2 separate regions of the Homo sapiens genome follow, and region 1 is linked to region 2. A link is an interaction called in ENCODE POLR2A ChIA-PET data of the cell type or tissue named here. Cell type or tissue: Panc1. All regions are shown on one strand. Each heading gives the region's core, and the rest is flanking DNA. Links, peaks and the distances in the headings are about the cores only. Region 1 overlaps THSD7A (thrombospondin type 1 domain containing 7A). Region 2 overlaps THSD7A (thrombospondin type 1 domain containing 7A).

Region 1 (14,366 bases), core at 1-2,500, 110 kb after region 2:
AAGACATTTGCAAGTTCTTGTATCCTGAAGAGAGTAAAGTTCAGTTTGGATGGCAGCAAGATGAAATCAGCTATTACACCTGCTGTACACACACTTCCTCATCACTGCAGCCATTGTGAAATTGACAACATGGCGGTAATTTAAGTGTTGAAGTCCCTAACCCCTTAACCCTCTAAAAGGTGGATTCCTCTAGTTGGTTTGTAATTGTTCTTTGAAGGCTGTTTATGACTAGATTTTTATATTTGTTATCTTTGTTAAGAAAAAAAAAGAAAAAGGAACTGGATGTCTTTTTAATTTTGAGCAGATGGAGAAAATAAATAATGTATCAATGACCTTTGTAACTAAAGGAAATCAAAATTATATGTTGATTTTTCTTTCTCTCTGATTTCCCAGTTTCAGATTGAATGTCTGTCTTGCAGGCAGTTATTTCAAAATCCATAGTCTTTTGCCTTTCTCACTGGCAAAATTTGAAGCAATCTCTCTCTTCAATGTATGATTTCAAAACTAAAATTTTAAAAGAGAAGAATAAATATCTTATCCAAGACTTCATTGCATATCTAGAGCAAGAGTGGCAAACTTTTTCTGTAAAGGACTATATAGAAAATATTTTCCACAAGGTCTATGTTGCAACTTCTCAACTTTGCCATTCTGCTAATGCAATCTTAGTAAATAAAAGAATGAACATAACTGTTTTCCTATATAACTTCCCTTACAAAAACAGCCAGTAGGCCACCTTTGCAGGTCATATTTTGCTGACCCCTGGTCTGGATGTTTTTTAATGCTAGCTCTCCATGGTGTCATCTTTCGTTTTCATTCATTTTTCAAAGGTGAGAATTTACAGTCATTACATTTCCCACTGTATCAGAAGTAGCTGTATTTTCTACAGATGTAGCCCTGGGAATGGCACAGTGGAACAATATTTAACTAACTCAGCAGACTTCTTGCAAATGAAAAGAAAACTCAAAAGGTGCCATTAAAAAGCAATACCATTTTCAGGCAACATTATTGCAACAACCTTTGTGAGAGAGGACACTAGCTTTTCAGGATATTTGAAAAATAATATAACTAACATGCTATTTTATCTTAAACAGCTGTGTTCCTGTAAAAGTGTTTTGGATTAGAAGGTATTTTTACCTTCATACTGGAGTATGAACTCCCCCTGCTGTTCATTAGAGTATTTGCAAAGATTACAAAAGACATCAGGTTAGGATGTCATTGTCCCCAAAATGAAAATATTTGTATGTATTTCAATAAGAACTAAATGCAGTAAGCGCTAATTCCTCATTCAATATTCACTATATTAGGAAATGTAAATCATTTCAAAGAGAACAGGTAGTCAGGAAGATGAAAATTTTACTTTAAAGCAAGGATTTAAACAAAGAAAACCATAAAAACAAAGTCCATTTTATCTGTTTTATTAAAGAGGAAGAAAAAATAATATTGTTACTTTAAAACTGTGATTGTCAATATATATAATCAGGGGTCTTCCAGATAATCCTAAAGTTGATCTCTTTGAATAAAATAAACTCCATTTGTCCAAAATAGTTAAGAAAGACTCTATTGTGGTTACTTGAAAAATTCAGCTAACCCTCTTATGAAATGTGTGCAACACCTATTAATTTTGAAATGTGGGATAGAATACCTACTAAAGCTATATTTAAGGTATTGTAAAATGTCATTAATTCAGAAAAGATTAGTATCATCCTACCTATAAGAATTAAATTAGCAAATCAAAATTATAGAATGTTATGAAAAATACATTTTATTCATAAATTAATTAGATTTTACAGCATATATGCATGCATATATATATATACACACACACACACACACACCCATATATATGAGAGAGAGGAAATTAGGTTCAACATGACCTAATATTAGAGAACATATTGGAAGGTCACTGTTTGTTAGGATAAATAAATACTGGATAACCTCGTTAGAAAGGTGGAAAGAGGAGAACGTAGCAATCTGGCTATTTTGGACAAAGGGAAGGTTATTATATTCATGTTTATAACATGAAAATGGCCTTATTTTTGTTTCTGACATGAGACAATAATGAGTTAAATATTTTATTGGAATTTCATCAAAACCTTATTTTTACTGTTCCTTCTAAAAATTTGGGAGGGGAATATAGTAGTAACTTCTCTATTGACACTTTTACCTCACCGAGGGGGTAAAAGATGTAGAACTGCTGTTCCCTAGAATGAAGGTCTGTTGTTTGGTTTTTAAAAAAAGAAGAGCAGAAAAAGTTTGACACAGTATTATATGATTTTGCTGGACTATTTCACTAGAAACCACGTAGAATAGGACTAACTGATCTCTTTTGAAAGGGGCTGATTTGCTTATTCATCAATAACTAATCCAATATGTGGACAGTAATCTTAATTTCAAAGCCTTTTTTGAGGATACTACGGTGTAGCTTAAGTGAATTTAAAAAGAGTGCATAAAAGCTTGTTTTTAATTACTTATAACAAAGCACAAATTACTTCTAACAAGGCAAATATTTATTGACATATAAGACATTCTGCTAGGCATTGTAAAAAAAAAAAAAAAAGTAATGGCTTTTGTATACATAGGTACTTAAGACAGACATCCAAAAGAAGGAAAAAATGCTTAATGAGTGAAGATAGCACTGAAACATGTTGACTTTTACTCTAGGTTTGTTTTTAGATGGGGTTAGTATTTTCCCCTACGTAATGTACATGTCTTTAGGCCACAGTATTAGGAGTTTGATTTTTCCCTGCCCCACCCTCAGGTAGGTGGCAGTGGTCATTGTAGCTTAATCAGACCCCTGTTAAGTTCCTGGGCATTTCAAGGTAAATTCACGTCTTCCTTCTCACAGAAATTGAATAGACCTCTCACACACTTATTTACCTCCCCCAACAACCTGTATCCTTGGCCCTTTCTGATTTTCTCTGCTTGGTCTCTTTCTACTCTTGACAGCTATTCTTACCTACTTCCCACTAAACATGCCCAATTTTTTAATTAAAAAAAAAAGAATTCCTATATTTCCTTCCCTATTAGAATCAAAGTGTCACTCACTCAGAGTGTGAACATCCTGATTTACACCAAATCCACTGGTCAAAGAAATGAATAAAGGGAAAAGGAAAAATGTGGAAGGCATGCAGGAAAAAAAAAAAAAAAAAAGCCCTTTTCTGTAAAAATGTCCATGCCTACACTTGCTTTAGACCATCCCATATCCTCCTGCCTCCATCTCGAGTCTTTGTTCACATTCCACACCACAAGACAGTGAGGGAGGACTGTACTTTTCAGTACCATACAGAAGGGAGAGCCTGTTCTAAAGCTGACGTGGGTCTCAATAGTACATGAGAAGCACAATTCCCAAATGATCTGGGATCTCCTGTTTATAAATATATTACCAAATTCAAGTGTGGGTTCTTCTTCTATTTCCACTGTAAGATTGAGGGTGTTGAAAAAACAGTAGTCCTTGAGCAAATCTGTGAGGAATCTTGTCAGAATGTGATCTTTCCTGGGACTAGTTTAGTTGTGAGAACTACATCTGCTTGTTCTGGGAATAAGGGTCTCCCCAGGTCCTGCCCTCAGGTGGCCCTGGCTGCAGGACAGGATTTCAGGTATCAGAAACTGGTGTGTGAGCCAAGCAAATAGTTATCCATTTATAAAAAGGATGGTTTGCAGTGTGTTATAATAATTTTATATCTAGCAGGGACAATGAAAAATGGTTATGTCTACATTATTAAATGAATGAAACTAATGCTAAACAGTTAATTTTGCATTTTTATTTTTCTGTGTTTCTACCAAGTCAGATCTTAAAAATGGGCAGTATATGAAGAGCTTTAGTTTGTGGGAGTCATGTTTTCAGTGATCAAAAATCTCTATATTATTTAGAATATAATTGTCAGTCTTGTTGTGTTTTGTAGATTTATTGTTTTTAAGCCATAGTTTCTAGATTACCTACTTTTAACCCTCAAGTAAACTTTTCCCTATTTTTCAGAAATCTGTTTGTGTTTATTTTTAGAAAGTAAACATTTAGATTCCTTTTCTGGTACTTTTTTTCTCCATTTCTATCACACAGATTTGAAGAGATCAGTATCTATCATTGTAAAATATAACTTTATTAAAATTTGCAATCTGTCTTTCTATAAATTATTATTCCCTAAATGTGTATTTTATGTTAATTTAACTACCTGAATATTTATTTTGTTTAAATAAGGAGGCAGCTGTCTAAGAATTTTTGTTAATATTACTTTGTAAATTGCGTAATGTAATTTATTTTACATTATGTACATTTCCTTTTTAACGCACAAAATGTCTATGTACAATTAACTACAGATTTGCAAATAATGTCACTAAGCTTTATTCAGTCAATACAGATGGCATGTGAAGATGTAATATGCTTTTTTACATTTTCATATGGGTTATTTGTAAATAACTATATTGCTGACAAACATAAATACGGAAATCATTTTCATTCTAATCATGTGTATCTGTGTTTTGATTTGCACCAATTGCTTCTTAAATATGGATTAAAATTTTTTTCCAGTGAATACCTAAATCCTTTTACCTACTGTATTGCCCTTTCCTGGGTTGTATAACAACTCCAATTTAGAAAGTTCAAGAAATGCAAACTTTTACTTTGAAAGTTGGCTGAGGCCACCAGGTGAATCATGGACAAGGGACCTCCTGGTTTCCAGTCAATTCAAAAATGGCAGCAGCAGAGGATGGGGAAACTCTCTACAACAGAGTACAGCTTTTCCCACCCAATCAGTCATAAGGCACATCCCTCACTGTCTCTTGTCCCTGTGTCTACCCACAAAAAACCAAACCTAAAAGTCAAAGCAGAAACTTATGCCTTAACAAATTCAGGAAGGGACACACAACTTAAGACAAGTTACTTCCGGGGTAGTTTGCAGTTAAAACATTTTCTGAAATAGCTATTTGCTAAAATGTAAGTAAGTAGGGAACCATTTAAGCCCTCAATCTGTGAACCACTCAGAACATGTAGCTAGCCTACATGCTTGATGAAAAAATGGTAATTTCCAGTCTTTTTCTTTTCTGTATTACTCATTACAAGTGAAACTAGGTGAAAAAAATTTTCAATGTATCACACAGATTTTTTTCTAGAAATCTGGACTTTCATAGTCAAATAGCTAACTTCATTTATTATTTTGCAATTCCAATTTATGCCCTACAAACAAAAATATGAATATTACTGGTCTACATTTTATTTTTGCTACTTCTGTGTCCCTAGTGATTCTTTCATTAAAGTCTGTATATATTCCACAACACACTTCAATTTATACCTCCCATCAGTGTCAGTTACTCTGAAAAGATATTGTACATACACAAAAATGCATAAATGTAGTCAGGGTTTCTGGTATTGCAGTACTTTTATGTGACTTCCCCTCCCCCTTTCATCTTCTTCCATAGCATCTCCCAGCCAAGTTAACTCAAGTTAACAATCTGATATGTATCCTGTCATATTTTTCTCCCTGATCATATGACATTATAAATATGATAGTGGGGAGTGAGATGGAACAGAGAGAGTGAGAGAGAGAGGAAGAGAGAAATGGGTGAATTTAGTAGATACAATTAGGAAACAGCTTCATTTTTTTTTTCCTATTACTGTTTTCAAACATTATCAAATGTCCTTCATCCTGTCTTTGGTAACACCTAAGGCAAATCCCATAGCTTTTTGATAACAATAAGAGTTATCAAAGTATCAGAGTTATCAAAGTTCCAATCCAGGCTAATCAAAACATCAATCCCTCTCATTGCTTTCATCTCCTTGACTAGTAGCAAATTTGAGCAGCTTTTCATCTTTTCATATACGTCTGGATATTTGGACTTGACCTTCTATAGCATATAATTTTCAAATGGCAATTCTGATGATGCCAATATGTTGTTAATTTTAGGCCATCAACTAATTTTTATTTTATTATTTTTTGAGACAGTCTCATTCTGTTGCCCAGGCTGGAATACAGTCGTGCAATCTCGGCTCACTGCAACTCTGCCTCCCGGGTCCAAGCGATTCTCCTGCCTCACCCTCCCAAGTAGCTGGGACTATAGGCATGTGCCACCACGCCTGGCTAATATTTTGTATTTTTAGTAGAGAGGAGGTTTCACTGGTGTTAGCCAGGATATTCTCCATCTCCTGACCTCATGATCTGCCCACCTTGGCCAGGCATGACCCACTTCACCTGGCCCTAAATTTTAACGTTTTTTGTAAAGAAGGAAAAATAAATTTTGGGATTCTATTTCCCCACAATCTTTTTTGTTGTCATCTCAGGCAGAGGTTCCCCCACCATGTGGCCACCTCACTGTCCCCCTGCCTGTTGTGAGGCTGGATATTCTCTCTCTATCCTAGCTAGCCCCTATGCATGCTCATTCCCACTCATGCTCACCCTTGAGCACAGTGTTACTGGAAGTGATGAAGCTGGAGCCCAACCTTCTATTAAGCTATACATTCTCTTCAGAGCTTTGACATTTTTTCCTACCTCTACCTAGAAACTTCCCCTTGATATAGGCATGGCTGCTCCCCGACTTCATGCAGGTCTCTGCTCAAATGGCCCCCCTCTGAGACGCCTTCCTTGACTATCCCATCACTCTCTATTCTCCTACCCTTCTTTTGTTTTCTTCATGGCACCTGACATTACATATCTTCCTGTCGTTTGTTTTTTTCTCTCTCCCACACAATGAGAGAGGCCAGGTCTTTGTTTTGTTCCTCGCATGGAATAATATCCAACACATAGTAAGAATTATGATTTCTTTTTGGGTGAATAAATTAACAAAAGAATTAGTGAAGTACAAGTTTTATGACTAAAGAGTAGATAATAATAAATAGTGGATTAATTATGAAGAGGCCACTAGAGTTAAAAAACCAACTAACTCATCCATAGCTTAAAGCTGTCAGTACTCTACTCTCATAAATATATCTTATATTCATTTCACTTGCCAGATATATGTTACTCTAAACACTTAGAATGCACAATGCTGACAAGAACAGAACAGTAACAGAGCAGTTGAAGAAAGAAAAACAGTAACTGAGACTGGCATCATAGAGGAGTGATACTAAATAGCTAAGGATACTCCAGTAAGATGTGGGCTATGGGATTTACAAAACTATATTGAAAACAAGGTCTGCAAAATACATAATTCTATCGTAGCTTTCACTCAATTGTAATTTAAGTGAATCAACTTAAATTAATAGGAAATTGTTCCAGGGGAAGTAGGCAAGAGAGCTTGGAATACTGGAAAATTAAGCAAAGGACAATTTCAAATTCCTAAAAAGCCTTTGATCCAGGATATAAAAGCAGTCTGATTATACTTTTCAGTCTTAAATAAAATTGATTTTGTGATATCAGTAATAATCAAATTATATACTCTTTGCTTCAGAGCAGAAATAAAATGGAAAAAACAGAATAGAGTAACAATTCAAAGTGCTTCCAAATTCCCATAATTTGCTTTGAAACAATAGAGGAGGACATTCAGCAACCATGTAAATACTTTAATAGACCATTTAAAATCCATTCCTTTTCAAAAACAATGTCTTGATTTCCTTGAGAAGTAAAAAGAATTTCAAAATCAGAATCAGCCAGAAAGTACTACAGAGGGAAAGCCAGCATCTTAGTGGATAGCGTGGACCTGTGTCCCAGTCTTTTATAAACACAGTGAGTTTAGCGAGAATCCTGTCACACCACATCCCTAGTCACCCTCCAGCGGCTATGCTGACAGCTGAAGTATAACTGTACCCTTTCACAATTTATCTTTATAAAAGGTTCACGTGTTTACAATATTTGTCTGCTGGCAGGGGGTTATTCTTAATGTTTATCACTTTGTACAATTTGTTTGCCAAAGGGTATAGGTCTTTTCTTCTGATGGCACTACCTTGGTATCTATGGGGAAAAAAATGCTTTATAAAATAAGTCGAGTAGAAAAGTATCCTGGCTGTAGAAGGAGGTATAGTGGAAAGGATTATAATCAGAGACTTATATAAATGACCCTTAAAAATTAATGTTGGTATGCTTATGAATTCTAATCTTTATACGGAATAATCCATAGGAAAATCAAATTAAAATGTCTCCTACAATGATAGACTGAGGCTATGTCTGGTAGTGATCATGATATAAATGCATGTTACAAAAACATTACGGCAACATTTGTTCAGTGATAAAAACTAAAGAGGCCTTTGATACAATTCTCTTCAGAATAGGCATCATATTGGCTTTCAGAAATCAACAACTCCTAGCCAGAAAGATTTAAATGTAATTATGGGTTTATAATGAAAGCAGATGTAGGATGTAGCAATAAATTGGTACATTATCTTACTTAGATGATAATGCCAAGTGTAGAGACAGTCCATTCGTATGGAAGTATTAAGAGCAATACCTACCACTGACAATGGTCAGATCCTGCATATTTTACAAAGTTTAAGAAAAGGAAACCAAGAAAAGACGAAATACCTGTATTGAAAGTTTTGTCAGGATATGGGAAGAGGGCCCAAAGAACAAAGAAGAAAATATAATAAGTAGCTTTTGAACTTACCAAAAAGATTCTCATGAGCATTTATCATTAAAGAAATGTTATTTAAAACAATGACGCAATAGATGGGGAAAATGAAATTTGACAATCCACTATCCGATCAAGTATATAAGAAAAACAAAAGTATCGTTCTTTTCTATTTCTAGTAGAGGTAGTATTAATTATCAAGTCAATAAAGGGCCATGTAAATAGTATTTTTAATTATAAATAAACATATCCTTTAACCTAGTAATTCCACTTCTAAAAACTGACCCCAATGTCTAGAAATAGATGATTGACAGATAATGATTTGTGTATTATATATACATGTGTTCATGTGTGAATAGAGAAGTGACAGATATATAATATAAAACATGCACAATAATATAATACAAGGTTATGTGTTGTATCATGTTGGTATTCACTAAAGTATGGAAACAACATAAGTAGACAGAAACACTGCTCACTGTGTTTTGTGGATGAAAAGTTTAAATAACACAAGATCTTGTCTATAAGATCTTATTTCTGTCTTTAATTTGTCAGAATTGGGGACTGGTAAAATTATTAAGAAATCTCAGCACATATACATATTCACAAAATATTTCTTAGTTATCTTTTTGAAATGGCCCTCAAGCTGTTTATTTTTAATGCCTCAAACTATTTTTTTTTTTTTTTGAGACAGGGTCTCACATGTGCCCAGTGCAATGGCAAAATAAGCTCACTACAGCCTTGACCTCCTAGGTTCAAGCAATCCTCCTACCTCAGCCTCCCAAGTAACTGGAACTGTAAACACACGCCACCAAACCTGGTTAATTTTTTGTTGTTGTTATTGGAAGAGACAGGGTCTTGCTATGTTGCCAAGACTGGTGTTGAACTCCTGGGCTCAAGCTATCCACCCACCTTGGTCCCCCAAAGTTCTGGGATTACAGGCATGAGCAACCGCACCCAGCCTGATACAAAATATTGATTGGAAGTTGAGACTCAAGATCTTTGATGTAGTATAAAACTCAAAAATGTTTACTCCTAATCATGCATTTATAAAGCCAATTTAAAAAGCAATCATAAGTGAGGGTCCTTCTGTATAAATAAAAGTAAAAATGATGCTAAATATTTGTCATTTTGGAATGGACCTTTTTTTCTGCCTAAGTCCCTATCTTCCAAAATAATTTTAATTTTTTAACCCTCTGGCTCATTGTTGCTAATGTGAAACTGTACTTCAGATGTGCCAAAGGAATAACGAAAAGGAATTATCTTACATTTTAGCAATTGCCTGAAGTTAAATTTAATGAACTGAAAAAAATGTTTCTGCAACATTAGCGAGAACAGCTTAAAAAAAAAAAAAAGGCCCTTTTCTGTCTGTAGTGGTCAGTGCTTACCAAATAATGAGCAAAACTTTTGCAGCTCATGTGGACTTAGAAAACCATAAAACATCAACTTGGAAGTTCAGAGAACTGATTGTCTTTCTGATTAGATATCCAGCCTCAATTTTTGAGGCTAACAAGTAGGTAGATGGAAAATGTACATCAAAGACCTCTGGGGGAAAAAATGGAACAAATGCTTGCCTAATTGGATTACTGCTATATATCTCCCAAAACATCCTGTTAGAACCTGGCTATGAAGAACAAGAACAACAAACACATGAGAAGCTTTTGTCTTTCATCCAGGGATAGTTGGAGGAAGTTGAAAAATATGGGAAACTTAATATCAATGGTCAATCCAAGGACAGGTGTAATGAGAATATTATTTACCACAAGAAAAGATTCAGTTCTAACATTCCTCAATTGCTTCACTAATGTGATAACTGCTGGCAAACTATATTTATCCTATAGTATAGAAGGAATTGCAGACAATTAAAGCTGAGAGTCTGAGAAAACCATCTTCTCTCAAACAAATGAGAAGATGTAGTGTAAGTATTCACTGAATACAGGCAGTGGCATGTGGTGTGCATCTCTACCCATTCATTCATTTCATAATAATTACTGAGAATCTATTACGTGCCAGACACCATCCTAGGCTTTGAAGGCATAGTTGAAAAGAAACATGACAAAACTTGTGTTTATGGAGCATACATTCTAATGAGGGGAAAGAGACAATAAAGAAACAAGGAACTACAATATACTGGTTGGTGGGAAAATGCCATTGAGAAAAATTAAGTAGGGTAAAAATGATAAGAAGTACTAGAACATGGAAGCCAGCCCCCTGATCTGGGCGCATTAAGAGGGGGAAATGTAAAGGATGTAACAATTGAGAGAAACAGGGGTCCCAGGCAGTTAGCCTGTGTGCAAAGTCCCTGAAAGGAGATCATGATTTGCTCATTATAGAGTTATACAACAAATCCTATGTGGATGAGAAAATTCTGCCTAAGAATAATAGTGGGTTGCTCAACAGGGAAACATTCTCCATCATCTCCTTAGATATTATGCAATACGTTGATGCTTCAGTTAGAAACTTCATGGAAAAAAAGAAAGATTAGACTGAGAAAACTGAGATTCCAGAGTCAGAACCACCCCAACTTTCTATTACCATAATGAAACATCTCTGCATCTCTTCTAAATATATCAAAATGTTCTTAGTATGTTTGGGAAAATGCTGTAAATGTTAAAAGAAAAAAATGGTATCTATCCTCTTAGAAATCAAAGGCAATAAAGACTTCGAGAAATATTTTTAATTATAGTATTCAGGTTTGTTAATAAGGAAAAGATATTGACTTACAAGAAATTTAGCAATATATATCGATCTTAAAATGTTAATGCCCTTTGACCATGTAATTCCACTTTAGCAATCCTAATTATTCAATATTGATAAACTTTTATGCACTTCATTGCAACATCACAGATATTGGTTGAAAATATATGTTCAATCGTACACATGAAAAAATTCATACTTAAGAGAAATCTATGAATTTAAGGTATATGGGAAAGTATGCAATCTTCCCAGTTCTTTCTGAAAATATGAAAGAATTCATACTGGAGGGAAAACCCTATGAGTGTAAAAAAATGGGGTAATAGCCTCAGTGTTTTTAGTTCTAGTTGAATACATCAAAGAATTTATTTCTGAGAATAAAATCTATAAATGTACAAAATGTGGTAATGCATCCATTTCTCTCAAATACACTAAAAGACATGACAATGCCCACTGAAGGTGGGTCTCAAATACAAGAATGTACCCTTGGTTGAAAACCGAGTAGTTTGCAAAACATAGGAAAGTTTTAATTTTAATGATTATTTTTAAAGTCATACGGAAACATCCATTGGAAAGAAACCTCGTAAATGTAAGTGATTTGGAAAGCTGATGCAAATTAAATATTGCATAATGCTCAAAAAATGCACATGGATGAAATGTTATGTAAGTTATAAAAATATTGTGCTTATCAGTGACTCATTCTTAGAGAGGGTCTCTAGTCTATAGATTTCTACTTCTTTTGCAAGGAAACAGGTAAGAATTCCATATTCTTTAAGCAACAGTACATACATTTAATAGGTAGTTTTTTGTTCTTAAGTCAGTTAATAAAATTTTTTTTTCATTTATCTAAAAAGGTGTTGGATCCATGGGTGAACTGAAATCAATTTCTAACATATAGGTAAGGTGGATTTTATATAACTTTTTCATTGTTCTGTGATTAAATGAGTATTGATTGTTGGGATTTTCTTACTACGTGTATATAGCAAGTTTTGGTTATCCCTCATCCATTATATATGCTCCACATTTTTTATTAGAAAAACTATTCTTCTTCGTCACAAAGAATTTTATTCTATATTCTTTCCTAATAGAATTAGTATCAAATTATAAATATGTAAAGTTTAGTGTATAGTCTCAGATGAATTATTATCATTTCTTGTACTTTATCCTTTGTGACTATTTCTGCCTGTTATTTGGATAGTTCACTTTGAATTAAAAAGAGAACTGTGAAATGTGTGTGTGTGTTCAATCTTAGGGGATGTTAGAGGAAATATGTTACATTCATATTGAACACTGAAAATTCTAAATTCTATGCTGATTTTCAGTTTTATGTTAGTGAAGAATTTTGACATGGAAAAAGTTTATAATGTTCACTGAAAAGAAGCAGGATACAAAACATTGCACATGGTAAAAATATACTTCAGCATGGCCCCATGCCATAATGCAATGTAAATGGGAACTTGGAAAGAGAAGGCCTGGGTTCCAGCTCGTGCTCATCACTTACCAGCTTGATGTCTGAGAGCAAGTCACTGAGCCTCCCTACACTTTGGTTTTCTCTTCTATATAAGGGAAGAGAACACCACCACTTCTGCCTTCCTTATAAAATGATAAATACAAACAAAATAATATGAATACATTTAACATGTTTTATAAATGCTGTTATGATTGGTGTAATCTTCCTTTAAACATTTTTAGAGAGTTTTAATATTATACCATAGAGTTTGAACTTAAGGCATTTTAAGCTGAAAATTACATAGAAAAATCACTCTGGCAGCCATCAGGGCAAGGTTGGAAACTAATTAGAAGACTACTGCATTGGTCCAGAAAAAATAAAATGAGAGCGAAGAAAAAGGAAGGAGTAATAGATATTAGAGTAGGATTTCAGCAAGATATGTTAATGAGTTTGAATTGGTAGCACTTGATAACCTTTTGGATGAAGAGAATGATAAAAAGGTAATTCCCAGGTACCAGCTTAATTATCCATTTACTAAGACTGAGAGTGTAGAATAAAGATTGCATTTGGGAGCAATTTTTAAGTTTCAGGTGACTGTAGGACATCCAAGTGGACCTACGCAAGGAGGATACTATACACTGGAGTCTAAACTCAATAGAAGGCCGGGCGCGGTGGCTCACACCTGTAATCCCAACACAATAGGAGGCCAAGGCAGGCAGATCATTTGAGGTCAGGAGTTCAAGACGAGCCTGACCAACATGGTGAAACCCTGACTCTACTAAAAATACAAAAAAATGAGCCAGGCACGGTGGTGACCACCTGTAATCCCAGCTACTCAGGAGGCTGAGGCACGAGAATCGCTTGAACCCAGGAGGCGGAGGTTGCAGTGAGCCGAGTCTGCACAACTGCACTCCAGCCTGGGTGAAAGCGTGGGACCCTGCCTCAAAAAAATAATAAAAAACATAAAATTAATAGAGAAGTTCAAAATTATAGATTCAGAATTTGTAAGTCGTCAGCTCTCAGCTAAATAAGATTAGTCAGAGTGCTGTGTAGACAGACAAGCCTGAGAAACACCAATATTTAATGGATGAAAATACAGAGATGAATCTGCAAAGGATAACATTAATGTAGAAATGAAAGAGAACAAGGAGAGAGTGATATAAAGGCCAAGGATAAGAAAAGAACTTGTCAAAATATTGTAGAGAAGGCAAAATAAGATGAAGACTAGAATTTGTTATATTTGGCACTTGGGTCATTGTTGACTTTTGCCAGAGCTGGCTGAGTGGAGTGGTGGGTACAGAAGTTTGTGGAAGGGCAAGTTGTAGGTCAGGAAGTGAAGACATTTTATAAATAGTCCTTTTGAGAGTGTTGGCTAGTGGGACAGACAGAACGTCTCCCTAAATAAATGAAAAACATGAGAGAGCAATAAAAATATATGTGATTTAATATAGAAGGTAAAAAGAGACAGTTGTCATTAAAGATACAATTATTTAAGTTTACTCCATTAACTGAACTAAGAGCTTAGCATGCATCATTGTCTCATTTTCACAATGCTTCAATGAGGTAACACAATACAATATTGTAAAATGATAATATTGAGACTTGGATGACAAAGCAGACATGCCTGTCAGCCTCCAGGGCCTGTCCTCTTAACCACTGGACTGTGCCAATTATAAGTTTATTGAGCTGAAGCCTGCAGCCTAAAAGTGTTAAATGAGTCTCAGTTTCTCTT
Region 2 (16,056 bases), core at 4,748-7,247:
AGAATCGCTTGACCCTGGGAGGTGGAGGTTGCAGTAAGCCAAGATCTCACCACTGCGTTGCAGCCTGGGCAACAGAGTGAGACTCCGTCTCCACAAAAAAAAAAAAAAAAAAAAAAAAAAAAAAATTAAGGTTGTGATTCAGTGGGTTGAGTCTGAGAGGCTGCATTTCCAGCAAACTCCAGGGGATGCATGTGCTGCTATCCACTAAATACACTTTCGGGAGGCCCTAGAGCACTCGAATGCATGACAAGAAATACTGTGCTTAGATCTCTATTTGTCTAGACCAACATTCTATTTCCTAGCACAACTTAAAATTTATGTATTTATTTAACAAAAAATGATTTAGTGCTTCCTACGTGTCGGGCACTATTCTAGGTTCTAAGTATGAAGTAGCAACCAAGACAGATACGGATAACACCCTCATTTAGTCTAGTGATAGTCAGACAATAAACATATTAACCAATTAATTAAAATAGTTTCTAGTGGTGATTAAAAGTATAATGAAAATAAACTGAAGTGACTGGGAGAGTGTGTATGGTCAATGAAATCTCCTCTAGGAAGGAGAAAATTGAACTGAAACCTGAATGTTGAAAAACAGGATTCTGTGTAAGACCTGAAATTTTCATACAAAGTGAAGAGAAAGTGCAAAACTGCTGAGACAACAATGGGCTTCGTTTGCAGGAGGAAAGGGAAAAAAGTCATTATGGCCAGAACATAAAGCTTCAACCTAAATGTGAGACAGTGATCAGAACAGTAAAAAGGGACAAGATCATACCTGGAAGGGTTGGGGATGGTACAGAAATCATTCTAAAACCATCAGGGAAATCTCAGATGTTGGATCTTAGATGGGTCTTAATAGCTCCACAGAGGATTAAGGGTGGTAGAAGGAGTGATCCTACAGGAAAGTACACCTGGCCAAGCAGAACAAGATGATTGAAAAAGAGCTAAAATAAGATATGGGACACAAACTGGGCGGATGGGGGGCAGGGGGAGTGCGGAAAAAAGCATAACTTAGAAGAAAGGTCAAAATTGCACATTTCTTTGGTTTACATGACAACAAACAAAAATGCATTACTTACGCTAGGCAAGCTAATCTAATGGCACCCTTGTAGCAAAGTCTGCATTGCCACAGAATAAATATTTTTCTGAATAGAAAAGATTAGGTAACTATTAGAGGATAAATAAAAATATGACGTTTGTTAGCTATAGACTTTAGCCCCAAACTTTTCTTGCTTTCCACAGAATATTGGAAACAAAAGTGAGAGAAGGTAGATGGTACAATAAAAGACAGCAGTGAAGAAAATAAGATATAAGAGAGCACCCCTTGCACTAAGAAAAAGCCTAGTAGAAAAAAGAGTCATCATTATTATGTCAAGTGTAAAATATTAAATGCCTTATACAATAATGATTTTCATACTCTACCTATGTACCTATATATCTACTATCTGTTTAGTACATTTTTTTAATTGGGATACATGCCAAAACCCAACACCAATAAAAACAAAATTTGAGAGCTCCCACAGATTAGAGTAGCTAAATAAGAATGAATAATAAAATATTTACTCAATTGCAATTTTAATGAGCCTTCTTTACTTACTAGTGAGTAAGTCTAATGATTTAAGGCCTTGCAATGTAATGGCTATTAACACGTAGGTGCATTCCAATTGACTTCTGATTTTTGTCTCATGATTAAAGGCTCTGCAAGCTAGTAGCTATTAACATATTAGAGCATTTGCAATTTACTCTGATTTTCTGTCTTGTTTTTAAAGCATATGAATAAAGGAGTGTACATTAAAATGATGCTCCTAACTCCCCAAGTGAGAAACAGCTTGGACTATTTTGTTCAGTAGCCTCTGTAAGGAATGGCAAGGTGAGTCACCCTTTCTCACCTGAATGCCTAATGCGAGGCACACACTTTTTATATATTCACCCAGAATTATGATTATATTCTGTGCCAAAATAGCAGGTTAATTTTTGTTTGATTGTGTATGATTTCATTCTGTTCTGTTCCCTTGACCTCGTTAACCACCTATATTAATCAACTAAACCATAGAGTTCAGACTTTTTCTCCTACCCTGTTTTGGTTATTCTGTTGGTTGTTTTTGGCATTTATTAACAGCAACAATGTTTTGTTTCTCATTGGCCTTTTATATATCTCATTTCACGCATTCAGCAAATATTAAATAAGTGTCCATTTTTGGGCCAATCTCTAGAGTGTCAAGGGCAAAATGAGGGAGTGAAGTGAGATGAGGCTAGGAAGAGAAACACAGCGAGGTCATTTGAGGTCGAGGTCTTGTAAACTTGAAAAATCTGCCCTTTATCTTAAGAGCAACAGGGAACTAATGAAAAATATTAAGCACTGGAGTGACATCACATTACTTCTGCCATTTGTTTGTTTTCTATTGTTTCCCTCCCTCTCCAACTGGGATCACCTTAAGCAGTGACTTTATAATGTTATCCCATCATTTACATTTCCTGTCTATTTCCAACTAACAAACAATTTTTTACGAAAGAAGAAGGTTGCCAATTGTATGAAAATAACTACTCTGAGAGACACAAGAGAGTTTGTAAATAGACACCTATTAGTTGGTTCATGAAAACATATGATAGATGCTATGGATAGAGTCATTATTTGTAAATCATAGCTCATCTCCAAAAAAGAAAGAGGGGACATGCTTTGTTGATGCTCCTTATTACAACTTAAGAGTACAAGTATAAAAATTAGTACTTAATGGGCAGGTGTCTGTGGCATAAGAATCGTCTCAGCAATGTGCTTGATATACCCTGATAATGAAAGAAGCCTCATTTAGGGTCATGAGTGTATATGTGTGTATATATGCTTGTTCCTGGTGTTCTATTAACATCTGGCTATAGTAGGCAATCCCTCTTTTGGCTACGTTTTTTTAAGTAAGAGCAAAAGAAAGATAATGTAACTTATCTGGGTGCCCATCTGGTTTAAATTGCTCATTTTACATTAATTTAACAATAATAGCTGTTGGTGGTCATGTTTTCCCCAGGAGAAGAAGTTGACAGACAGCTGTGCAGAGATGCCATCTTCCCCATCCCTGTGGCCTGTGATGCCCCATGCCCGAAAGACTGTGTGCTCAGCACATGGTCTACGTGGTCCTCCTGCTCACACACCTGCTCAGGGAAAACGACAGAAGGGAAACAGATACGAGCACGATCCATTCTGGCCTATGCGGGTGAAGAAGGTGAGTCGCCAGCTTCAGACGCCATCTAGGTTCGTTTCAAAAGTTAGTGTGCATCTTTTTTGTGTAGCCTGGAAAAGATGATATTCTATGAAAGTCAACAACCAGAAATTCAGCCATCCAAGATTTAATATCTGTTGATGTGTTGAGCAATTTGATTCTGTCCCCCAAAATTAATCTTGAAAATGGATCTCTAACAAAGGAGAAAGACTTTTTAAAAGTGAACTCATTTTGCTTTTTCCCACCCTTCCAGTCATTAGAGTTCTTTGTAAACCAAAGTGTTAGGCCTTTAAGAAGGTCTGAAAATGGCTCCCAAAATTTCAGATGTTTCATTGTTTTTTTCTGAATTTCAGAAGTCAGTTTTATCTTTTGAAAATCATATTCTACCTTCTCATAAATAAGTATATATATCCAATCATAAAGTTTATTTAAAATCACAAGAATAGCTACTGTTCGACCAAAAATTGCAATTTTCAGTTTCTTTGAGTTTCTTGAACATAGGCTCCGAGGTCCAGAAATCTCATATGTAAATTTTGTTCATTTTTAAAATATGTTGCTCCTAAATCTCTTCACCCTATAGGGTGAATAAAGCATGTTTGTCACATATTCAGACCTCACTTGCAAGCTTTATTGCCAAGAAATACAAGGCTCTTGGTAATTGTCTCTCAAGATGATATCCAAATGCTAATTTGGCTTCTGTGTGACTGGGTAATATAATGTCATACTTAATCTTGTCTTTCTGAAAAATAACACAAGAGTGAGAAAAGCATAAAAGTAAATCAAGTTTGTTCATATTAAGGCATGTTCTTTCTCAAGAATATAAGTGTATGTTATTTAAACATTATCAAGCTAAATGACTCTTTGTTCACATTTAGCACTGATAAATAATTATTTCTATTTGTAATAAGCATAACATTTTATGTTTTCCCCAAATTATCGATTTGGGGGGAGTTTTGTGTTGCCTATACTTTTTCTATTTTTCTGTTCATGAAGTATTTTAGTGATAGAAACATAGTGTTCCTAGTCAAATTTGCTATCTGTGTGTGTAACAACTGTGCACACCTATAATTACCTTGGCCTTTGCACATGAGTGTTACATGCGTAAAACATTTTACACACAGAAAAGCCAACCTGTGTGAAATTTTAGAATTTTCTTTATAGTGTTCAAAAACTTTTTCCTACCACCTTAATATATATTTAACTCTTTGCTCCAAAAAAAAAGTGTATCTATTGAAAAATACAACCTTTTACAAAGAAAATTATATTTCTTGTGTTGTCAAACAATGACTCTAACCTCGTGAAGATTGTATGAAGGCTTTAAACTCTATCAGCTCAGATTTTGCCTTGGGCTTCATTAAAATTAGATCTGTGGTCACCCTGCTTCCTGTAAATTCATTATACTCTGCAGACACTTGCTGTGTGACTACTAATGAATGACTTTTCACCCCACCCCGAGTCACATGGCAAGGATTTTGCCATGCTTGCAGAACTCACCAGATCATTATTCCTGTAGACATGATGCTTCACACGGAAAGGTCATGAAATGTTTTAAAGGCAGAAATTTGTGATTGCTCTTTGATATGTATCATCCACTGAGTTTGAAAGGGTAGGGCTTCAATAATTTTTAATTAAGTTTAGTGGTTGCATTATAAGCAAGTCATGCTGGAAAGTTATAGATGTTTATATAGTAAATCATAAGGGCATTAATTCAAAACAATATAGTTCTGTTTTAATTGACGTGTAATAATTGTATATATAGGGTGCAGTGTGATGTATCAATATATGGATAAATTGTGTAATAATCAAATCAAGATAATTAGCATATCTATCACCTCAGACATTTATCATTTCTTTTAGCAAGGGCATAGAGAATCCTCTCTTCCAGCTATTTTGAAATATATAATACATTATTGTAAAACATGGAAGCCATAAAAGAAACTCTGTCAATGCTATTTGTCTCTGCTGCTATTTACCTCTGTTAATAACATTTATAAAAGCTGGTATAATTATGTGAAATTTATACTTCAAAGCCTATTTAGTACCTATTAGTGGACACTGAAACATGTTTTATGAGAAATTTGTACTTCAAAGCCTACTTAGTACCTATTATTTGTTGGACACTGAAACACATTTTCTCTTACTCAAAATAAATCTTTCCTAATTCTGAACTATTTTTAATGATTTAGGAACAGCATCTGCAGGAAGTTTTAAAATGTGTTTCTCTGCCACTTAGATAATCCTTTGTAATTCTACACAAAAGTCAGTCTTTCCATTATTCTTCAAGAATTAGTGCTTTGTGTCATAAATGTTCTTAAATTTCTGTGGATCAGACACTGATTGTGATAACTTTAAAGGAAAGTGCCACATTTGAGAAATGATATATGAAGTGTTTAAACAAGAAATTATATGATTTTCTAGGGAAATAACATACAGGACAAGTCCATGCGAAAAGTAGATCTGGATTTATGAAATAAATGCTCCAACCTATACTTTCACTTATCTTAATCAGAATGCCACCATTAAACAATACTGAAGGCTGGATAACTCCTTGTAATTAATAAGGATAGACTAGGTTGTGCTTCAGTAATGGACAGCCCAGACATTCAGGAGCTTAAAGAACAAAGCTTTATTTACTTCTTCCTCATGGAAATTTAGCTACAGTTTTGGGTAACTCTACAGGGCAATTTGTCCTTCATGAAATGTCACAATATTGCATCACCATATGAAGACCTGGTTCCACAATCTTCATGTGCCAGAGGAAGAAAATACTTGGAGAATCTATCTGTCGATTTTAAGCATCAGCAAGTAAATTCTCCCATCTAAGAGTGATTTATGTCATTTCTCACGTTTCATTGTTAATGTAAGTTGTATAACTATGCCTAACTTCAAGGCGAATGAGGGAAATATAATCCTATTGTGTGCTAAAATGAGAGGAGTATTGACTAGTACTCTTACCCCTGATTTACTCAGTGTTCTTATTGTGTATCAGTGTGTATATATGTATGTATGTATCTATCTATCGATGGCCCCAATCCAGTAGATAAAACAGGGCTCCTAACATTGTGAAAATGTTAGGATTAATTATTTTTGTTCCTCTTAAATGAATGACAGAATGATAGAATGGCACTTTCTCTTCCTCATACTGCACTTCTTTTCTTTCTTTTCCTTTTGCTTTTCCTTTTGCTTTTCCTTTTCCTTTCTTTCACTTCCTTTTATTGCTAGGCTCTTTTTCTCCTTTCCTGAACAATTCTATCCAAAAAGCCATTTGGTAAAGCCAAGCAGCTGGGCATCTGTGCCAGCAGATAGGAGGTCTGTTGGTGATCTAGAGTGGGTTGTCAGAGCCCAACTGGGTGAGGAGCAACCAAAGTGGGAAAAGAGGTGGCCTGGCATGCATTTTCAGAGCCAGTGAGCAGGGTGAAGGACAGGGGGCACATGGGTTGTATGAGAGGATAGAAGAGTGACTCTACACTGGATGTCAGAGCATAGCTGGGTCAAGAGAGAATTCCAGCATCAAGGTGGCCAGCCCAGTATGGGGTGTCACAGCCAGACACAGTTGAGGAGTGTTTCTGTCATGTGGGTGGCCTCATGTAGGATGTCAGATCATGAGCAGAGTAATGAAGATATCTTGTGGGTATAGCAATGGAGATAACAATGGGTAATGGAGTGTGAAGTGAGAGGGAATTGACAAAATAAGTACATGTATTTAACATAGTGAGAGTTGGTTTTTTTATTGCTGGAGAAGAGAGTTGCAAATATGTTAGGAAAGAAAACTAGTACACTCTGTGGTACAGCATTGGAATTGGATGTTATTAATTTATTTGAATTCATGGTGTTCAATTTGTAAAGATAAATATAGAATAAACATCAATGTAAGTGTGCAAATATAAATATGTACATATTATATACATATAGACATATATTAGCCTCATTCACTGAAAAGACCTGAGAGCAGCAAGACCTCAACAGAAGTAAGTAGCTGCAGCAGTCAGATCTTGGTTTCTAATACTATTGTCTAACAAAAGGAACAAGGGAAACTTTGAGAAATGGCTGATTCCACAGCTGCAATAGAAGAAGTACAAGATGGGCCAGGAGGATCTTGTGGTAGAAAGTAAAGAGAATTGTCAAAAGGCCACAGAAGCCAACTTGAATGTTCTCCCACTGACCACATTTGCAAACAATTTTAATGACAAAATAATAATACCAACAGACCATTAAATAGGAAACCATGGATCCACATATTATATAAATAAATAAAGGAATAAATTCAATCTCATTAAAAGCATTGTAGTTATATAGTCTCAAATATTTCCCTAATAGAGAAGTCTGACAGACACCCCCTTAATCTGGTGACCAAAGTTAGCATTATCAATAATGAAGCAAACCAAAATCTTGTGTCCTCAGTATGATATAATGAGAATACGATATCATTTCTGTAATAACTCTATCAAAGATGCATATATAGAATCTAGTCATGAGGAAACATCAGATAAACTCTAATTGGAAGACATTGTACAAAATAATCTTTAATCTTCCAAAGTGTCTAAGCCATGAAAATGAAGAAACAATTGAAAAACTGTTCAAGATTTAAGGAGACTAACAAAGTGTGACATCTAAATGTAATGCTTGATTCTGAACTAAATCATCTTGCTGTAAAGGACATTTTGGGACAGTTGGCAAACTTGAATGCAGTCTGAGGATTCAATGGTCATAACTTATCTGTTTATATTCTGATTTTTGGATTTTGAATATTTAATTGCTTATGTATAGGAGAATGCTCTTGATCATAGGAAGTACACACTAACATAGTTAGGGTGATGGACATCGTTTCATCTTTTTCCAAGTGGTCCAGGAAAAGAAAAGTATTTATATCATACTTTTAATTTCACTGTAATTTTGAAATTAGTTCAGAATTAAACATGAAAATGAATTTGTATATAATCGCTTTCTACACTATCTTTTTTTTTTTTTTTTTCTCTGAGACGGAGTCTCTCTCTGTTGACCAGGCTGGAGTGCAGTGGCCCGATCTTGGCTCACTGCAACCTCCACCTCCCAGGCTCAAGCGATTCTCCTGCCTCAGCCTCCTGAATAGCTGGGATTACAGGAGCACCACCATGCCTGACTAATTTTTTGTATTTTAGTAGAGACAAGGTTTCACCGTGCTGCCCAGGGTGGTCCCAAACTCCTGAGCTCAGGCAATCTGCCCACCTTGGCCCCCTAAAGTGCTGGAAGTACAGGCACGAGCCACTGTACCTGGTGCTTTCTACACAATCTTGAGTAACATTATATAATCTATTATCAATACACAAAAATTGTCATAAAATTGCTAATTATTGAAATGTCATTTGGAAACCAAATCACAAGTACTGGCAACTGGTGATAGTTAATGTACTGGAGAAGGTAAAATTAGTTCTTTACACTTAAAAAAATGGTGTGTGTGTGTGTGTGTGTGTGTGTGTGTGTGTGTGTGTGTGTATCTTCCAGAGGCTTGACTTCTGGTTAAATAAAAGTGATTCACTTTTTAATATTCTTGCCTTAACGTATAAATATTGTATAAACTGTAGGAATTGTCTCAAAAAATATTTTAAAGTTATGTTAGGAAATTCTAAAGGGAGGCAACATTTTAATACTTAAGCCTGGCATATTTTTAATATAAATAGTTGAATTTGAACAAAAAGTTAAAAATTAATGTTAGACTTTTAGCTTTACCAATTTTTTGAACCTGTATTGTAGATCCTAACAAGTTTCATTTAAAAAGGAAAAGGTTATTTTTTAAATGGTTCCCACTGGGTATACAATTTGTTAACTCTCATGATATAGTTAATTATTCTTACAGAGCAAAAAAAAAAAAAAAAAAAGGAAAGTATTTATTTTTGTTAAGTTCAATATGACCTGATAGAACTTCATCAACCAAATATTAATGTCTTTGCACCTGTCTTATACAAGCAGAGAATAGATGCAGATGGAAATAAATTATGTCATTTTTTTCTCAAATAATTATCTTCAGAAGTCATATTTTACAATGCAAAACATTGAGAAGAATATTTTTATTTAACTTGTTCAATTTTTACAGCTAAATGATTTTAATTATAGTAACCAGGTAGTACCCATATTCCCTAGAAAAATTTGAAGAATGCAGGATTCATTACATGTATGCATATATATGTTATATATATGTTATATATGTTATATATATGTTATATACATATATGTTATATATACATATATGTTATATATATACTTATAACCCTGATTTCTAAGTAAATACCATCACTTCCCCATTCTCCCACTATTGACCTTGAAAAGAGAGTTCTGCTTCAATCTGTCACTACTTGACCACCACACAGGACTTACGCAGGCTTCACGGTGGACAGTCTTCTGCCTGTTTCTGCAAAGAAAAACCGGGAGGTGGGGCTGTGCTGCCGCAGAATCTCCTGAAGTACCCCACAGCTAATGCTGTTCCAATTCGGTACCCCCAAAGCATATCCTTGCCAATGCACTTTTCACCCAGCAGTGGTCTGCTGTCAAAGGAATTCAGGCTACAATAGCAGGAAACGTTAGAAGCACCTTAAAAGTATAATTTATAGTATTATGATAATAGTACTCTTCACACTAATAGCTTCTTTATAACATAAGCCCAGTCTACTTTCTTATTCTTGTTGCCAATTACTTTCTGATGTGAACTCTACACTCCAATTGACTATGTCAATATTGTTAATTGCCAAGGTCACACCTGCCTGCATGCCTTTGCTTCTGTTTATTTATTTTTCTACTTAGATACTATTCTCTTTTCCTTCTGTCCCTTCCCAGAATTCTGCTTATTGAAATCCTACTCCTTCAAAATTTTTCTCAGTGCCTCTTTCAATCTGAGGCATTCTTCAGACTCCAAAAAGTAGTGAAATTGTACTCCTTGAATCCCAGTTATACTAAATACCGCACAATATAATTATTTCATTCTATCTAGAATTATACTCATTTGTATCCTTATCTCCCCTACTACTTTTCCCTACTACATTATGAGATCCTTGAGTGTAGCAGAAACTATTTTTAACCCCTGTAGGTATCCCTTGAAGCATCTCACATAAATATTGCGTGTATTTATGAACTTGATGTGGGGAAGAAAAGTCACTTTTTATTTCTAAGCCATGTTAATTCCAAAGAACAGAGTATGGTAAGGTTCCTGTTGGCACCGTATCTAATTTGCTATCATTGTCCATGTTTTTAGGTGGAATTCGCTGTCCAAATAGCAGTGCTTTGCAAGAAGTACGAAGCTGTAATGAGCATCCTTGCACAGTGTACCACTGGCAAACTGGTCCCTGGGGCCAGTGCATTGAGGACACCTCAGTATCGTCCTTCAACACAACTACGACTTGGAATGGGGAGGCCTCCTGCTCTGTCGGCATGCAGACAAGAAAAGTCATCTGTGTGCGAGTCAATGTGGGCCAAGTGGGACCCAAAAAGTAAGAGCTTTAGAATGACAACAGTAAATCGTGTAGCCACCTGTGCAGAGGATTGGCTCAGGCTTCACTGGCTTCATGAAATGGAACATTTTGATGCTTGTCATACCTGTCCTCAAGAGCAAGATTTGTTTGTTTTGAAAGTCAGCCACTGATAAAGCTATAACAGCTTTGAGTTTTATACTGGGGAACCATAAATTCTGTAGAAATCTTTCTATCTGGTGCCTACTCTCTGTTTTATAGTAGCACTTTCTGCTTTTATTAAGCTAGTGAGGCAATGAAAGAAGTGCTTGCCGTAAGCCTGGCTGATCAATAATGACAGTGTACTAGGTCCTGGCAGTGTAGGTCATCCATGACCTCCTATATACCCGTAGGCTACGGAGGCTGCCCAATCTAGTTTAATTGGGTAGAAGCCTTGTATGATCTGCCTTTCATTTCCCCTAGAAAACACTATATCAAAAATACCGAAGCATACTTACTGCGTCTTTCAATGGTTAGAGTAAAAACCATTTACTTCCAAGAGAGAGCCTTGGGATAGGATGAGTGTTATTATAAGTAGAAAAACTATCATTTTCTCAGGGTGCTTTTGAGTACTATAATAACAGGGCAAACACTTTGCTGGAGGGGAGAACAAAGAACCAGAGAGTCGACATATTATATGTGCCTTGTGAGAAGTATAAACAAAAATAATGGCATAACTGAGCTAATCACTTCATAGAGAAAATTAATAAATCTACTCTAAAAAATTGAGGGGAAAAAGCTTTATTTTTCAAAACTTAACATACTTTTTAAAAATTCAAATCACCTTAGCCATGTAAGATATGAAATGATAAATGAGTCGATTTTTGCATGGGTTTAAAAGTGGCCTCATATTTACTAAATACTCAGCCAAGTGGTTAAATATTGTGTGTAATCTTCAGCGTGCTACCTAACTTACTCTGGCCAACAGTTTTTGCAGTCTGTTGAAAGGATTTAATGAAACATATAATAGTAATCTAAGCACTCAATAAATGTTAGAAATTGGTCTTTTTCTTAAGAATTTCAGCTACTCCTTAGTGTTCCAAGAAAATGAAAATAATGTCTCTGATGCATGAAAAACTCCAGGGAAACAAATATGAATCCCATTATGAGATGTTTGTGTCTGGCCAGGGTTCCAGACATTAGGGATATTTTGCCCCACAATTTATTTTTTTATATTGCTTGAAATTAGGAAACACAGAAGACATGCCAGTGAGATTTGAATAAATTGAAAGACTATTTCACATGTTTAATAGGTAACCTCAAACCAATATTTTAATAGAAATTTTGCTAAAGCTGTGATGAATCTAACTCAGGAAATTAATGTACAGTGTATTAAAATTCAAAAGTGGTAACAGCAAGAGCAGATGTCCCAAGTCCTGGAGGATTCTGACTCTTGCTGGATCAAGAACAAAGGTAGAAATATTCACTACGCAGGCACAGGACCAACCTGTTGTGGCGCAGGATGAGGGTTATTGTGCTGAGCTTCTACCAGTGAGCTCATTCTGTTCCTGTCCCACGGTTAATCACCTTTCAAATGTTGCTGTTTTGACATTTTCCTCACTTACATAAGCTACAAAATATTTTTCCTGAGTAATGGATGTACATATGTACACGCCTATATGTGAAAGAGCCTGCTGGATTAACAGCATTAAATCAGTGGGAAGGGTATCCTGAAGCCCCATGTGATACTACCACAATAATTCATTAAAAATTTGCTTCACCCTTGCAGCCTTCATTCAATGACTTATGTGCATCTATAGACTTGTTAAATCAAATGGATGTACTTTACCTCTCAAATTCTAGAAAATCAAGCAAATACTGTGAATTCAAAAGAAAATATTATTGCCTTTCTCCCTACATGCTAGGTTAAATTCAGTGAATTCTTTCTAATACTAGGTATATGAACCAAAAAATGCAAATTGAAAATTTGTTTTAAACTTCTCTTAATAAAACAGATTACTGTGCAATGGTAAAATCAATGTTATTGATCTTATCTGTCCTCCCGGTAACAAACTTCAGTTCCTATCACATCTGTTTAATTTGACCTTGAATAAGATTTGGGGGGAAATCAATTTCTTGATTTAAACCACAAACACTAAATACAAACAGTACAAAGGATAAAAGAAGCCTGCTGACTGAACCAATTGCCTTGCCAAAGGAAGTCCAAATTCATTTTATTGGATGTAATTTAGGCTGTATAATTTATCTTTGTGTGTTCATTTAACAACTTTGTTGTTTGTAATTTTGTTCTCCACAGTCAGCCAAGTATCTTGCTGTGACTATTTCTCAACTAAAACAGAATATTTGGAGGTTGTCAATGATAACATTGTAAATTTCATTGATTTATTCAGGGCTAATATCTGAGGAGCATGCAACTGAGTAATGCTCTCTCATTGTTAAAGTTATAAAATTGCCTTATTGAACAAAAGTGCTGACAATAATAATTACTGACCAATAATTTCATAGTTCCAAAAGAATTAACTGAATTATATGTGGAGTTTTGCCATATAATGTTTCCTGGTTAAGAATGCAGGTTAAATTGTAATTCTACTGATTTATAATCTAACATGTAATAATAAATTTGCTTCTATGATTCAAATCTAAATTTATTTGTTGTCCGTGACTTTGAATAGTCATAGAAATTAGGGAAATTCCAGCGCAAGATAAATCAAAAAGATTATTTTTGAAATGTTGAATCCTTAAATATTTTAAAATCCACTTCCAAATAAACACTGGGGTTTTAAAGTAAGAGAGGAGAGCATTGATCTATATAATTGAATAAAGCATAGTATCTATGTATGAAGAAGAAAATTTACATAAATACTTATAATACAAGATATGTCAAAAATGAAGTATCAGCAAAATACTATAAAGAAATTATGGGAAATAGATTAATGATGTTGACTTTTTTCACTCGTAGTTCACTTCTGAAAACCTGATTAACTTACTTGACAAAAGACAAACTTGAGCTACAAAATATTTGAATTCTCTTATATAGAGTATTTTAAAATCCTATTTCCCACTGATCTGCCAATTTATTTTAGCAAGAACTATACTAGTTGTTTAGATTATTTTTTCATTGCCTGTTAGCTTACATGGCAGGGATTTATATGACTTCAAAAGAGAATTGCTTAGGAATCAGAATAAGTTATTTGTTACTTTTAATTATATGAATGATATTATTATATTTTACTTTTCTAAGCTACATCTTTTTCTAGTGTTAAGGCTCATTATCAGCATTTGACCTCTAGCAATAGTAGCATCAGATTGTAAAAATGCAGAGAAGAATTGGGAAATTTAAAAATTATTACTTCTCAGCCTTTTGGCTAAGCTCAAGTGTAAAAAATTATATACTAAGTATATTTTGAATAAGACAGTATATTTAAAACCTATACATCAGCTTCCTATTATCTCTTAAGAAGTGAAAGCTTATATGAAGTTAGACATTTCAGTGTTCTTCATCCTTATCTTTCTGTTGTGTTCCCAATAAATAATATATTTTTGCTGTTATTTTGAAAATAGTAGTTAATTTTACTATAATTTATGTCAAAAATACAGTATTTTAGTTTTCTTTACTGATTTACTATCTTTATTTATCTTCACTGTTTTTGTTTCAAAAAAGATATTGTAGTTTATAAAAACATAAAAAAGATTAAATCCCATCATTTAAAACTAGGGACTAATGGAAAAGAAAACACAAATAGATGCACTAAATAAAAGCAGGAATAAAGCAAAAACTGCTTATCAGATTGATTTATACAGTTTTATTATCTTAATTATTATTAAATATGTAGTTTTTAATACAGTATTGTGTTTTGAGCATGTACTGTGTAAAGAACATACTCCACTATAAATTTATTTTATACAATACATATTTTGTAAAAATAAATTGTAGAATAACCTGGAAACTTATAATAGGCAAAAGGCCTAGTCATACAAATATGTATCATAGAATTAGATCCTTAAATTAATAATTTAAATTTTCACAAAATTTTTCTTAAAACATATTAGAATATAAATACTTATTAATGGAGAGATTATAAGAGGATAAGGTATAAGTGTTATATTTGTTTCTAAATAGCATTATTGGTATTAGTAAATCTGCACATCTTTCCTTGAGAGGCTTTATTGAGGTCCGGTTTGAAACAATCAATTTAGTTGTATAGTTCTTGCCTGTAGCAGAAAGAAAGACTCCTGGAAGTTAAATAATACAGATGAGTGACTTGTTTTGCAATTTTACCAGTGAAAATTCTAGAGAAATTAAATTATCTGATTTTCTGCTTTACTATTGAAGCCTAATAATTCCCCTTTGCCTTTCTAGATGTCCTGAAAGCCTTCGACCTGAAACTGTAAGGCCTTGTCTGCTTCCTTGTAAGAAGGACTGTATTGTGACCCCATATAGTGACTGGACATCATGCCCCTCTTCGTGTAAAGAAGGTATGGTCTGCAGAGTTAGGAAGGCTGTTCACCTAGAAAACCTCCTCGGTAGACTTCTGAGGTCTTCTGGCCTAGCAATGTTTGTGAGTTTTGCACAGGGCTATGTAAACCTGATTTGACATGCATGCCATAAAATGTTAGTTTCCCTCTAGGAAATAACATAGCTTTAGAATACCAGACAAGTGAGGTTTATGCCAAAACCTGGCTTGAAATTTTATGATATAGATTAAAGTGAAGGATTCTAAATCTTATTGTATTAATAGTGTTTACTTTCACATTAGTTCTGAAGGAATATATCGTGGTATATGTATTTCAAAATGATATACAGTGCTTTTATCAGTACACATGGCTTTCATCCTACTTAATGGCAAAAAATAACATGGGACCAGATTTGCTACAGATTCAATTATGCAGCCCCAAGAATAGGAATAAAAGAAAGAGAAAAATGGCCAAATTGTTTCTCTGCCAGCATGTAATGTGTCATGAGGAATTTATGAATATTTATTCCCAGTTTGGCTTAGTTTTGCTTTTATTACTTACAGACAAAGACTCGTTAGTATCAAGCCAAATACTTTGATAATTCTTTCTTCACCCTCTAGGTCAGGGTCTTTTCTCATTGCTGATGAGAAAGGTATCAACATCCTCCAGGTGACTTATGCAATAACTGAGCAAATTTTCCTGCAGTGTTACAAATGACGCTGTCTCCTATTTCTTATCTTACTCAACAAATACAGATAATTTTTTCTAAATTTCCTGTATGCTTTTATTTTTTTCATGTTTCTTAACACTTACTAGAGAGATTCAATTAAGAGTCAACTTCTAGCTTAACAAACTATTTTAAGTTGTCAAAATTTAATCAAATCCTTTAGGTATTATACATTTAATAATGGATACTTTTACTGTGTTACTATATTTTTATATAGTTGAAACATGAT

The links. Peaks named below come from ENCODE experiments on the same cell type or tissue, not always from the same donor. Only the 100,000 strongest peaks of a DNase experiment are listed, where the experiment ranks them.
Region 1: POLR2A ChIA-PET joins it to region 2 with 9 read pairs; 1 of 35 experiments calls an interaction of 5 or more read pairs at or near these places.

What each region holds. Positions count from the first base shown.
Region 1 is chr7:11,360,528-11,374,893 of GRCh38, reverse strand. THSD7A (thrombospondin type 1 domain containing 7A) reads left to right here. Exons shown (of 28, transcript NM_015204.3): 28 at 1-4,529. Among named protein-coding and RNA genes, the nearest start is that of PHF14, 390 kb to the right of the region's middle. In Panc1, for the core only: CTCF peaks have their summits at 948 and 1,161 (motif pointing left); a DNase peak (open chromatin) is centred at 1,023.
Region 2 is chr7:11,468,944-11,484,999 of GRCh38, reverse strand. It overlaps THSD7A (thrombospondin type 1 domain containing 7A), which reads left to right. Exons shown (of 28, transcript NM_015204.3): 7 at 3,018-3,212; 8 at 10,432-10,666; 9 at 15,006-15,121. Among named protein-coding and RNA genes, the nearest start is that of THSD7A, 360 kb to the left of the region's middle. In Panc1, for the core only: no CTCF peak of the experiment used is centred there; no DNase peak of the experiment used is centred there; H3K27ac peaks cover 552 bases.